2 separate regions of the Homo sapiens genome follow, and region 1 is linked to region 2. A link is an interaction called in ENCODE POLR2A ChIA-PET data of the cell type or tissue named here. Cell type or tissue: PC-3. All regions are shown on one strand. Links, peaks and the distances in the headings refer to the core of each region. The heading gives the core; the rest is flanking DNA. Region 1 overlaps NRP1 (neuropilin 1). Region 2 has its middle 13 kb from the start of NRP1.

What was found. Peaks named below come from ENCODE experiments on the same cell type or tissue, not always from the same donor. Only the 100,000 strongest peaks of a DNase experiment are listed, where the experiment ranks them.
Region 1: POLR2A ChIA-PET joins it to region 2 with 5 read pairs; 3 of 35 experiments call an interaction of 5 or more read pairs at or near these places.

Annotation. Positions count from the first base shown.
Region 1 is chr10:33,220,366-33,225,745 of GRCh38, forward strand. NRP1 (neuropilin 1) reads right to left here. Exons shown (of 17, transcript NM_003873.7): 8 at 1,354-1,498. Among named protein-coding and RNA genes, the nearest start is that of IATPR, 110 kb to the left of the region's middle. In PC-3, for the core only: no CTCF peak of the experiment used is centred there; no DNase peak of the experiment used is centred there.
Region 2 is chr10:33,345,071-33,350,450 of GRCh38, forward strand. No RefSeq gene overlaps it. Among named protein-coding and RNA genes, the nearest start is that of NRP1, 13 kb to the left of the region's middle. In PC-3, for the core only: no CTCF peak of the experiment used is centred there; DNase peaks (open chromatin) are centred at 2,351 and 5,161; H3K4me3 peaks cover 1,321 bases; H3K27ac peaks cover 2,601 bases.

The DNA.
Region 1 (5,380 bases), core at 295-5,294, 120 kb before region 2:
TAATATTAAAGGTAGTTCAAAGACTTTTAGACATTGCTTGCTTTTAATTACTTTTTAGTGAGTGGGTCAACTGATTCTGTCTTTGAACTTCCAAGCTTACTATAAAGATCACATTGTACAGGTTTTTTGTTGGTGGTGGTTGTTTCAATGAAAGTTTGGCAATGTATTTACTAAAATGGAAAGGAATTCTAATATGACTGCTATATACTGCAGAATATAGCATAGTCATGCAAGAAAACAAATGGACAGGCTGGGCGCGGTGGCTCACGCCTGTAATCCCAGCACTTTGGGGAGGCTGAGGCATGTGGATCACCTGAGGTCAGGAGTTCAAGACCAGCCTGGCCAACATGGTGAAAACCTATCTCTACTAAAAATACAAAAAATTAGCCAGGTGTGGTGGTGCACTCCTGTAGTAGTACCAGCTACTCAGGAGGCTGAAGCAGGAGAATCGCTGGAACCTGGGAGGTGGAGGTTGCCATGAGCCAAAATCATGTCACTGCACTCCAACCTGGGTGACAGAGCAAGGCTCAGTCTCAAAAAAAAAAAAAAAAAAAAAAAGAAAAACAAATAAAAAGATAAAGCTGGCCAGGGGCAGTAGCTCACACCTGTAATCCCAGTACTTTGGGAGGCCGAGGTGGGAGGATAGCTTGAGTCCAGGAGTTCGAGACCAGCCCAAGCAACATAGGGGTTACAATTAGTTGTCTACACTGGTGCCCTCATGTTGTCCCACATGTATTCAAGAGGCTGAAGTAGGAGGATCACTTGAACCTGGAAGGTTGAGGGTGCAGTGAGCTATGATCATGCCACTGCACTGCAGCCTGAGTGACAGAGCAAGACCCTGTCTCAAAATAAAGAAACAAAGAAATAAATAAAACTGCTGGAGAATCTTTCATGCAACAGTTACTTATTGTAAATCTACTAAGTAGTAGTCAGTATCCAGGAAGCAGAGATGAACGGCATGATACTTGCCTTCATGGAGCTTACAGTCTAGTGGAAAAGGTACCAGTAAACAAGCACCTACCACATGCCAGGCTGTGCTACGTGCTTATATCCATTATCTATTAATAATGCATCATCACAACTAGGCTGTATGGCATAAATTATTATGACTATTTCCCAGGTGAGATAACTAAGGCTTTAAAAGGTAAGTATATTGACCAAAAAAATCTGCTAGTGAGTAGTAAGGCAGGATTTGAACTCGGATTTGTCTAAATCCAAAGTAGATGCTTTTAATTGTCAAATAAAAATGATTGCATTTACAAACTTATTTACCCTGTATTTAAAGGTTTGCATAAATCAAAACAAGACAATCTTCGACTTGGAAGATTCAGTCTTCAATCTTCCACAGCTTACCTGTTATCTTGCAACCGTATACTTCAAATCTCATAGATATGCCAGTTTCCCAAGTTGCAGGCTTGATTCGGACAAATCGAGTTATCAGTGGTTTGGGGAATACTGCAACCACAACATCTGTGGGGTTGGTGTTTCCCTGAAAGAGCTGTATGGGGAAAAAAAGTGCCTTTCTTTAGCAGAGGTTTTGGATTTAAATCCATAAATGTGTTTTCACAAATGGTTGTAAAAATTATTTACAATTTCAGTGTTGTCGATCAAGGATGAGATGGCGTTAATAACTCGCCATGTTAATTTTTTCAATTAGCAATCAGAATGATGTCTAATATAGAATACTGTCCTAATCATCGATTCAATTTTCTGAGAGGCTAGAGTCTTTAAAAGCACTATTATATGGATAATATTGATTAAAGAACGCATGCTATTATCTAAAAAGTGTGAAACTATTAACTTTACCAGAGGACCAAAATAATACTGTAGACGTGTCATGGGAACTCTCACTGTTTGACTTTCCCAAGAATCCCCAGAAGGGATGCTTTTTAAGTAAACTATAGGGCCTGGCTTTTTGAAATTCTAGGTCGTGTTTGCAGCTACAGTACTAGGTCAAATAGCGTTCTCCCCTTTGACTTCATTCCTTGATGGAAGATCTTGTCCCTCACACTAATGCGTGACTTTAATCCTTTTTTGATTATTGGTAAAATTATGTTTTAGTGGTCAAAGTCAAAACTGAGTTATAAATTATTTTTAACTAAAAATCAGTTTTTCCAGGGCTTGTGCGTCAAGATTTATTTATTTATTTATTTATTTATTTATTTATTTATTTAAGATGGAGTCTCGCTCTGTTAGCCAGGCTGGAGTGCAGTGATGCGATCTCGGCTCACTGCGGCCTCCGCCTCCCGGGTTCAAGCAATTCTCCTGCCTCAGCCTCCTGAGTAGCTAGGATTACAGGTGCCCACAGCCACACCCAGCTAATTTTTGTATTTTTGGTAGAGATGGGGTTTCACCATGTTGGTTGGCCAGGCTGGTGTTGAATTCCTTACTTCAAGTCATCCTCCTGCCTCCGTCTCCCAAAGTGCTGGGATTCTGCTTTTAGTTTTAAATTGAGTCATTTTATTCTAAGAAAGATGAGGCATGTGACTGCAAATGTAATGCATGCCAGGCATGAATGGATGTTTCCCACAAGGACTCGTGGGGGCCACTCTGCCTGGGCGGGGGGCTGCAGCAGCATTCTCCAGTAAGATCTCTGAGGACTAGAGAGTTTACCATTACAGAATACTCTGCCTCCCTTTCCTGGATTTTAATTCTGCCTTGGGTTGGGAACAGCCCGTGGGATGGTGATGTTTCTCAGTCCTGTGCCTCGTGCATTCAGCACTATGCTTCTCAGCACAGCTGGGTCAGACACCTCCTTTTAGGCTGCATAACTGGAGCATCACGGGGCTCACTCGAGGCATGCAGCTTCCTCCCCATCTTTCCAGGTGAGGACATGAAGGTCTATGGTTTCCCAAGTCCTGCTCTTCCACCTGGGAGAAAGGGCTTGTGAAAGTCGGGCTTGTGTTTTCACTTTATTGAATTTAAGTGGCCTGCACAACTAAAGGTGGTCAAATGCTTTACAGAGTTGGTTGTGGCTGGGTGTGGTGGCTCATGCCAGTAATTCCAAAACTTTAGGAGGCCAAGGCAGGAGGATTGCTTGAGGCCAGGAGTTTGAGACCAGCCTGGGCAACATAGTGAGACTCCATCTCTCCATTAAAAAAAAAAAAAAATTAGCCAGGTATGGTGGTGGTGCATGCCTGTGGTCTCAGCTACTTGGGAGATTTAGCTGGGAGGATGGCTTGAGCCCAGGAATTTAAGGCTGCAGTGAGTTATGATTGCACCACTGCACTCCAGCATGGGTGACAGAGCAAGACTTGGTCTCTATTTTTGTTTAAATAAGTCAGTTTTTAGCCTGATCTCTCTCTTGAGACGATCTGATATCCTAATTTATCCCAGCCTGTGATGGCCTTTTGATTTCTGCCCTAAATCAGCATCTCTCCCTGGAAATCAATCTGTGTGGGAGCATTTTTGTGTGACAAAGAGTAATGGGCAGCTGCCAGGGAAGGAGGGCCGCCAATGATGGTGCTCTCCTTATGGGGGCAATGAGTCCTTGTCCGAGGGAGACCAGAAGTCTGGCAGGAGAGTTGTGTGCCCTGGTGCAGGCAGAGGGGAGGTGCATTTTCCTCCCACTGAGGGAGTTTTCTGTTTGCTGAAAATCATGTTTTATACACATTCTCTCCAACATGAAGAGGGTTGCTGGAGTTGTTGGTGGTCGAAAGCTGCACTCCTGGAGCAAAGTGGGAATGAAGGTAGAGGGGAGTGGCTGAAAGCCCCTAAAGTACAGAGAAAGGTGGGGTGGGCAACAATCATGAGGCTCTAGGTGGATGTTCTGGTTTCATTAGATTCTGATTTCATTAGATTCAGCTAAAGTGCTCAGAACAGATGCCAAGCTCTCTGCCGACTCCTTCCTTATTCCTTCTGCCTCTCCCCTTGAAGCCCTTCTGTGTGCCAGGGGTTCCCAGGGCAAGCTGGGGGCACTGTCAAACACCCCTGTAATCTGTGGGTGCTCTCCGACAGCCCCCCTCTTCTGGGCCATGCAAACAACCAGTGGACAACAGTTGAAGAAAACATGTTGGTGAAATAGCCCGTATGGTTTTTTTTTCCTTAACAAAAAATGGTCATGTTGCTATTTTCTTTCATCCCTCTTATCTGCATGCATTCCAGTATAAAGATAATGAAATACCAGTTAAGTTTATCACTTAACATTATCTTAGACCTTTCACCTCATGGTTCCATTTTGTTCTTTTTTTTTTTTTTCTTCAACCTTTAAGTTTCAGGGTACCTGTGCAGGATGTATAGGTTTGTTACACAGGTAACTGTGTGCCAAGGTGGTTTACTGCACAGATCATCCCATCACCTTGGTATTAAGCCCAGCATCCATTAGCTATTTTTCCTGATGCTCTCCGTCCTCCCACATACCCCGCTACCGACAAGTCCCAGTGTGTGTTGTTCCCTGCAATGCATCCATGTGTTCTCATCATTCAGCTCCCAGTTATAAGTAAGAACATGTGTTGTTTGGTTTTCTCCTCCTGAAGTAGCGCTTATTTTAAAAAGAAATGGCCTGACAGTCTAAGGTCAGCTCTCCCGGCTCTCTCTGGGTTCTTTGGCTGGTAGGTGCCTCATTAGAGTTAGTGATTTTTTATTTCCTTGAACCTAAAGTATGTCTTCAGAAATTTATTCCCAAACAAGAATCAGTCATGAAACTTGGGGTCAAAATTTACTCACTTCATCTCCATGAGCGTTGACTAGGAAGGTTCTTGTACCCCAGACAAACTGGTTCCATGTCCTCCAGGACTAGACAATGGCCTTGAACTTGCCTGCCCATAGCATTTTCCTCCTACAGAACAGCTGTCTATCTGTAGCTGCTTCCATCTTGCCTGCCCTGTCCGAGAGTGGGGGTTTCACTGCTAATCAAAGGGAATTAATAGATTTTCTCACTTCACACCCAGGGGGCTTTTCTCAGTTCCAGATCCACAAGGAGAAAATCAAGTACGTGAATGCTCAAAAGAGAGACAGGTTAATTGGCCTCTTCCCAAGCCCATCATTGCAAGCTACCTGGATCTTTGCTCCTATCCTCATCAATTTCCTGTGTTTTGCTCAGCCTCCAGGGCAAGCTTTTAATTTCTGGGAGATGGTGAGTATGAATTCTCCGAAATCTTTTGATTAGAAAATCAGAGCAAGTGTAACTTCAAATAAACAGGCAGGCTGAGAAAAACATCTCTGTTCCAAATGAGCTAGGGCAGAGCGCCGAGGGACACGGTATGGTCTGTGCTGCCTCCTTGGTTGAAAGCAGTACGGAGGTAGTGTGTTATTTGTGTGATCTGAGGGAACACAATGAAATACCTTTGGTTCCACGCGTTCTTACAAGAAGCAGTCAAATGCACTTGTAAATTAGTTTGTGAGCCACAGTAGATAGATGAAAAGATGTTTTCTAAAACTA
Region 2 (5,380 bases), core at 269-5,268:
GGTCACTGCAGCATATCTGTGTGTTCTATGTTGGTGGGGGAGTTGTTGGGGCAGTCAGTGGGGCCAGTCAAGTAGGTTGTATCCAGCTCTCCCTTAGGGAGGTGGTCACCAGCAAGTGGTTGTCAACCACCTTGAGTTACTGGGAGGAAGCAGAGAGCAGAAGACTATGTCAAAGATGACTAAGCCCTGCTCCCCGTATGAGAAAGTCAAGCCTAGATTCAGGACCGATGCCAGAGCAACATAAAACTATAGAACTCACTACATGCTTCATGCAGCTCGGTTTCCAGTGTTTCCATCTGTAAGAGACAAGTATTGAATTAAGTGATGTATCAGGACCTTATCAGTTGCCAAATTGAATCATTCTACTGTTTTTTTCAGCAGCTTTGATAAAACATTAGTGCAGGCTTGTCATTACCCAATACTACTGGAGGCCTTGAAAGTGTGGAGTGCTGTACTAGGATGGCACATGACGTGACTTATGCTGACATTGACTCCTATGCTGACATTGACTCCTTTGCACAGCTGATATTTGAAACGCTCTTGGTATATTTTCTTTCTGAATTGTTTGTGTTCCTAACATGGGCCATGAATCTCTGAAGTGGACATGGATACCATGTCCTATGTCTACCTGTACATATTGTCAGCTTGCAATAAGAAATATGATAATAAAATGAAGTTCTATCAGAGGAGTGGCAGGGGATGATCAAACCACAAAGAAAACAAAGCAAGGAAACAGCACAACGCAAACACAGACACCCCTCACCAAAACTCTTCTCTGCCTGATTGCTCTAAAACACAAGGCAAGTCAATATTCCTGTTCAGCTGAGAACAAGAGTGTTTACTTCATGGAAGATCTTTGAGAGTTAGCTAAATTAAAAATTTAAGGAAAAAGGCTTATCAAGAAAATATGAGTCAAAATGTGGCTGTTCCTTTTTATGTTTCTCCGATTTCGTGCTATTTTGCTACTGGAAATTTTCTGCCTCTCTGGATACTCTTGCAAATGGGAACAGATACGCCTAGCCTGGGTTCCTGCTCCATCATTCCCCCAGTTCTAGGAGCAGGAGCGGAGCACCACTGGTGCTAGGTCAAGTGGAAGACAAATGATGCCACATTTTTGCTGTGGATTTTCTTTTATGTCGTCTCTAGCTTCTGGACCAGCGGTATATTATTTTTCAGAGTCTTTTTCAGATCAATTCTGAGCTTAATTGCTGACTTGCTTGTGAGGTTGGAAGCTCTACCTACAGTGTACCATGCTTTTGATAGAGAAGGTTTCTGGGCAGTTTTTGGTTTTTCATAGAGGTATTGGATAGGCTCATACTGATTAAGCTGTGGCTCCAGCAAACATGCTCAATATTATGAAGTCCAGGAGGTAGGTTTTGTTGCTAACATAAAAATATTCTTCAGCTCCACGCTGGCCCAAAGCAGGAGGGGGAAGTTGGAGAGGAACTTCTTCATCCATCAAACAAAGTGTATATTTGTTGCCGTTTTGACAATCACATCCCTTAGTAAAAGATGTACTTGAAAAACAATATAAATAAAATAAAGTTTCATAAAGGCTCCCAAACATTCTTCCTTTCCCCCTGAGGCTATAATGACTATCCTGGTTTTAAAATCCCTTTTCTTATTCCTTCTGAGTTTTCCCATTTCGTGCTCCCTGGGAGCATCTCTGTAAAATAAGCCTGTGGAAAATGGGTAATGAGGAAATCGTTGCCTTAATTGAAGGTCGCATCTACAAAGGTCCAGGTAGGTGCACTTTGGCTGATGGAAAAATCCCCCAGAGTGACATCCTGCTGCCCTGAAATAGAGGCTCGGTTGTCATTTGTTAGAACAACGGTGGCGCCTGGTTGGCATCTCGAGTGTTGTCTTTGTTAATCTCACAACCAGGTGATTTCCATTACTGACGACACCCCACATGGGAAGGGGGCAAGGAAGGGCCCCCAAGGACTCCCATAATTAAGCACAAACACTTTTACAGTATTAAGTCAAAGCCGAATGCCTCCCAAATCCTCTTGGTGTTGAGTTCGTGTGCCCTACACAATGGTGACCTTTAATATGTCCCTTTCAGATCCAGCTAGATTAGTCCTGTGCTCTGGCCTTGATATTTTTTGTTTTGTTTTCTAGTGCTATTCCTTTAAAAGAAGAACTATGAGAGTGATTTTTTTAATCTGTTTGCTTACTTTTCTTTTCTTTTTTTGGCTTATTGTCAACATGTTGTGTTGACACACTTTTTAGCCTAAAACAGAGAGAGGACCTTCTAAATACAAAAGATAGGATGCTTTCAACAACTCGATTCCCTAAAGCACTGGAGAATTCTGCGATCTGTTAGACTTCAATGTAAGCATTTTATAGAGGTTCCCATGACAGGATTATTAGTCAGCAGTTTCACTTAAAGGTCTTTTTTATTTTTTTGGCCAGTAGACTTTCTCCTTCTACAGCTGCAACTGTATTAAATATACATCCCCAATAATTTAGCTCCTCTTCTTTCTCTGGTGGAATATTTTCAGTTATGTAATTTCAGCTCCTGCTGCTTATTTGGGGTGATTATTATTATATGTGGTCCCTAGCCTAGGAATGAATTCTGCTGTAGATACCAGTTTTTAAATTAGTTAGAATTCTGCCTGGTTCCCCACAGGAAAAATGTCATAAAAGATGGGCCACAAGACAGTCCACCAAGCCATTTTAAACTCCCACATAGCTGAACTTTCATCATTGGCAGCTCTGAGTTGTGAGGTCTCTTGTGACACTGGCCCTGGTTATTTTTAAGAGGGGCAAGAAAGGTAAATCAAGAGGGTAGTGATAGAAGCAGGCTAGAAAAAGCCAGGCTTTGGCAGCTGGGCTGCTCTCACGGGATTATGAGGGGCCATATTCTAAGTAGCAGGAATTGAAAGTGGTGAATGGATTCAGGTCCTGACCATGCATGAGGCTCCTGTCAGGAGGTGCCATAAGAGCTGAGCACATCAATTTGAAGAAGAGGCTCATAGAGAGTTGGGTGTCCTTCATGGGACCAGGATGGCGTTGAGGGGTAAAGGTGGACAGCAATTGCTTCTTATTTGTACACAGCTTATTTGGGAGTTGGAGCTCATCTTATTAATGAAGGTAAAATTATGACTTGAAAACCAACCATATTTCACTACTAGAGTATCATTATTTGATGCTTTCAAAGTCTCCATGTGCTTGCACCTTATTGATCTTGTCACCAGTTCTCCTAAATTCCAATCTGGATGCATAAGAAATATCAAATTGCCGAGGTGGGCGGATCACAAGGTCAGGAGATTGAGACCATCCTGGCTGATATGGTGAAACCCCATCTTTACTGAAAATACAAAAAATTAGCCAAGCGTGGTGGTGCACACATGTAGTCCCAGCTACTTGGGAGGCTGAGGCAGGGGAATTGCTTGAACCCGGGAGGCGGAGATTACAGTAAGCCAAGATCGCGCCACTGCACTCCAGCCTGGCAATAGAGCAAGACTCCGTCTCGAAAAAAAGAAAGAAATATCAAAGTGGTTTTGGTATAAAGAGCTAGCCTTCCCGTTGGCCTCAAGGATACGTTAGAGATAACAGCAAGCTGTCTAAATATTTGCAGACTACAACATTCAAAGATAAGGCAAGAGGACCAATCTTAAAGATTTTACAAAATAATTGCAACAAGTGCATGCATCTGTTGTTTCTCAAATCATGTTTTAATGTTTTAGCTATTAGGTGAAAATGGCTATGTACAATGTGCTATTTTTAAATTGTCAAGAGTAGATTTGGAAGGTTATTATCAATATCCTACACTTTTCCTTTCGTGACTCAATAATAATTTTTGCACTTTCATTTAGCCTTAAAAAATAGAACAATAATGCATCCAAGTATAAGGTCAATTGCAAAGTGACCCCTGTAGTTTTTGCTTCAAAACTATTATATTGTGCTATTTATAATATCAAATTGCCACTGTCTAGAGGCAAAATGATCATTTCAAAATCTTTGTAACAATCTAGAGAAATATTTACAAATATTAGCCACAATTCTAGTGTAATTTTTCTGATGTGTTTCTATTGCTGACAATTGTTTTGTAAAATCTTGATGATTGGTCCTCTTGTCTTTGAATGTCGTAAGTCTGGAACTATTTAGACTGCTTGCTGTTATTGCTGATATATCCTTGAGACCGTCAGAAAACCTAGCTCTTTTTCCCAACACCAATTTGATATTTCTTATATATGCAGGTTGGAATTTAGAAGAGCTGGGTGACATGATCAATAAGTGATTTTGAGAATTGCTCAGAACTTCATTTTATCTTTTTTTTTTTTCTCAAACAACCTTTAAAATCAGAAACTCTGGCATAGCACTCTCCAACTGTGCCACAGAAGGACATAAGGATGTTGGTGCTTTTTCCTGTCTATTTTTGTCCCCTACCAAATCACAGCCCTGGAAGGGAGCTTTAGAAGTCACAAATCTGTTCTGTTGCCTTCATGCTCAGTATCACAGAAGAGGGATAATCAACCCTCTTCTAAAAGGCTAGCCAGTGGAAAGGATTTCAAAATCAGCCAACAAGTATTTTTGCTTACTGTGTACATGGAACAGTATGGAAAAAAGAATATGGAAAACTATTAGACATTATTCATACCCCCAAGAATCTTGCACTTCATTTGGAAAGAATAGATACCTATATGTACACAAAAACCACCATCAAAACTTCTGAATTTGGAACAGGTCTTGAAGACCTAACTTTCTGACTGTTGTAAATATGCACTCTTGACATCCTGCCATTTGATCCTATCAGTTCATCACTGGGAAATTTTAATTGCAAATAAATTCTATCCACTTCTAAATTCTAAAGGCTTTAATGCATGACAGGTCTATAGAAGTTAAATGACCGTAGAAATTGTCAGCCTGGATAGAAATTTTGGCTTTACCAATCATTAATAGTGTGGCCTCAGGCAAGTTACTTAATGTTTTTGCCTTTCAATTTCGTATCATAAAGTGGGGAAAAATACTAGTATCTTCCTCATAGGGTTGGGAGAGTTAGGTGTTGAATTTTCAGAATAGCCCCTGATAGAGGGTAAGTCCACATCACATTAAATGGTATTTGTACAACTGTCATACAAATATTTGACTCAACTTTTAATGTTCTGTTTTCCCTGCTCCAGCTACCCGCTTTTTTTTTTAAAGGTAAAACCTCTTCATCTGTGTGATTAATGATAGAACTATTCCACTACGGTCACAGAATATGATTTATAACTGACTAGGTCCTCCTTGTTGGTTTTTAATGCCACCCTTACTACAAATATGGTATGAATAGTAAAAAAAAGTGGGCCAATTATTATGTTCTAAATAGTATACTACTAACACTGCATCCCAAGCTTGCAAAAATGTTTCAGGAAAATTTTTCAGGTTTCAG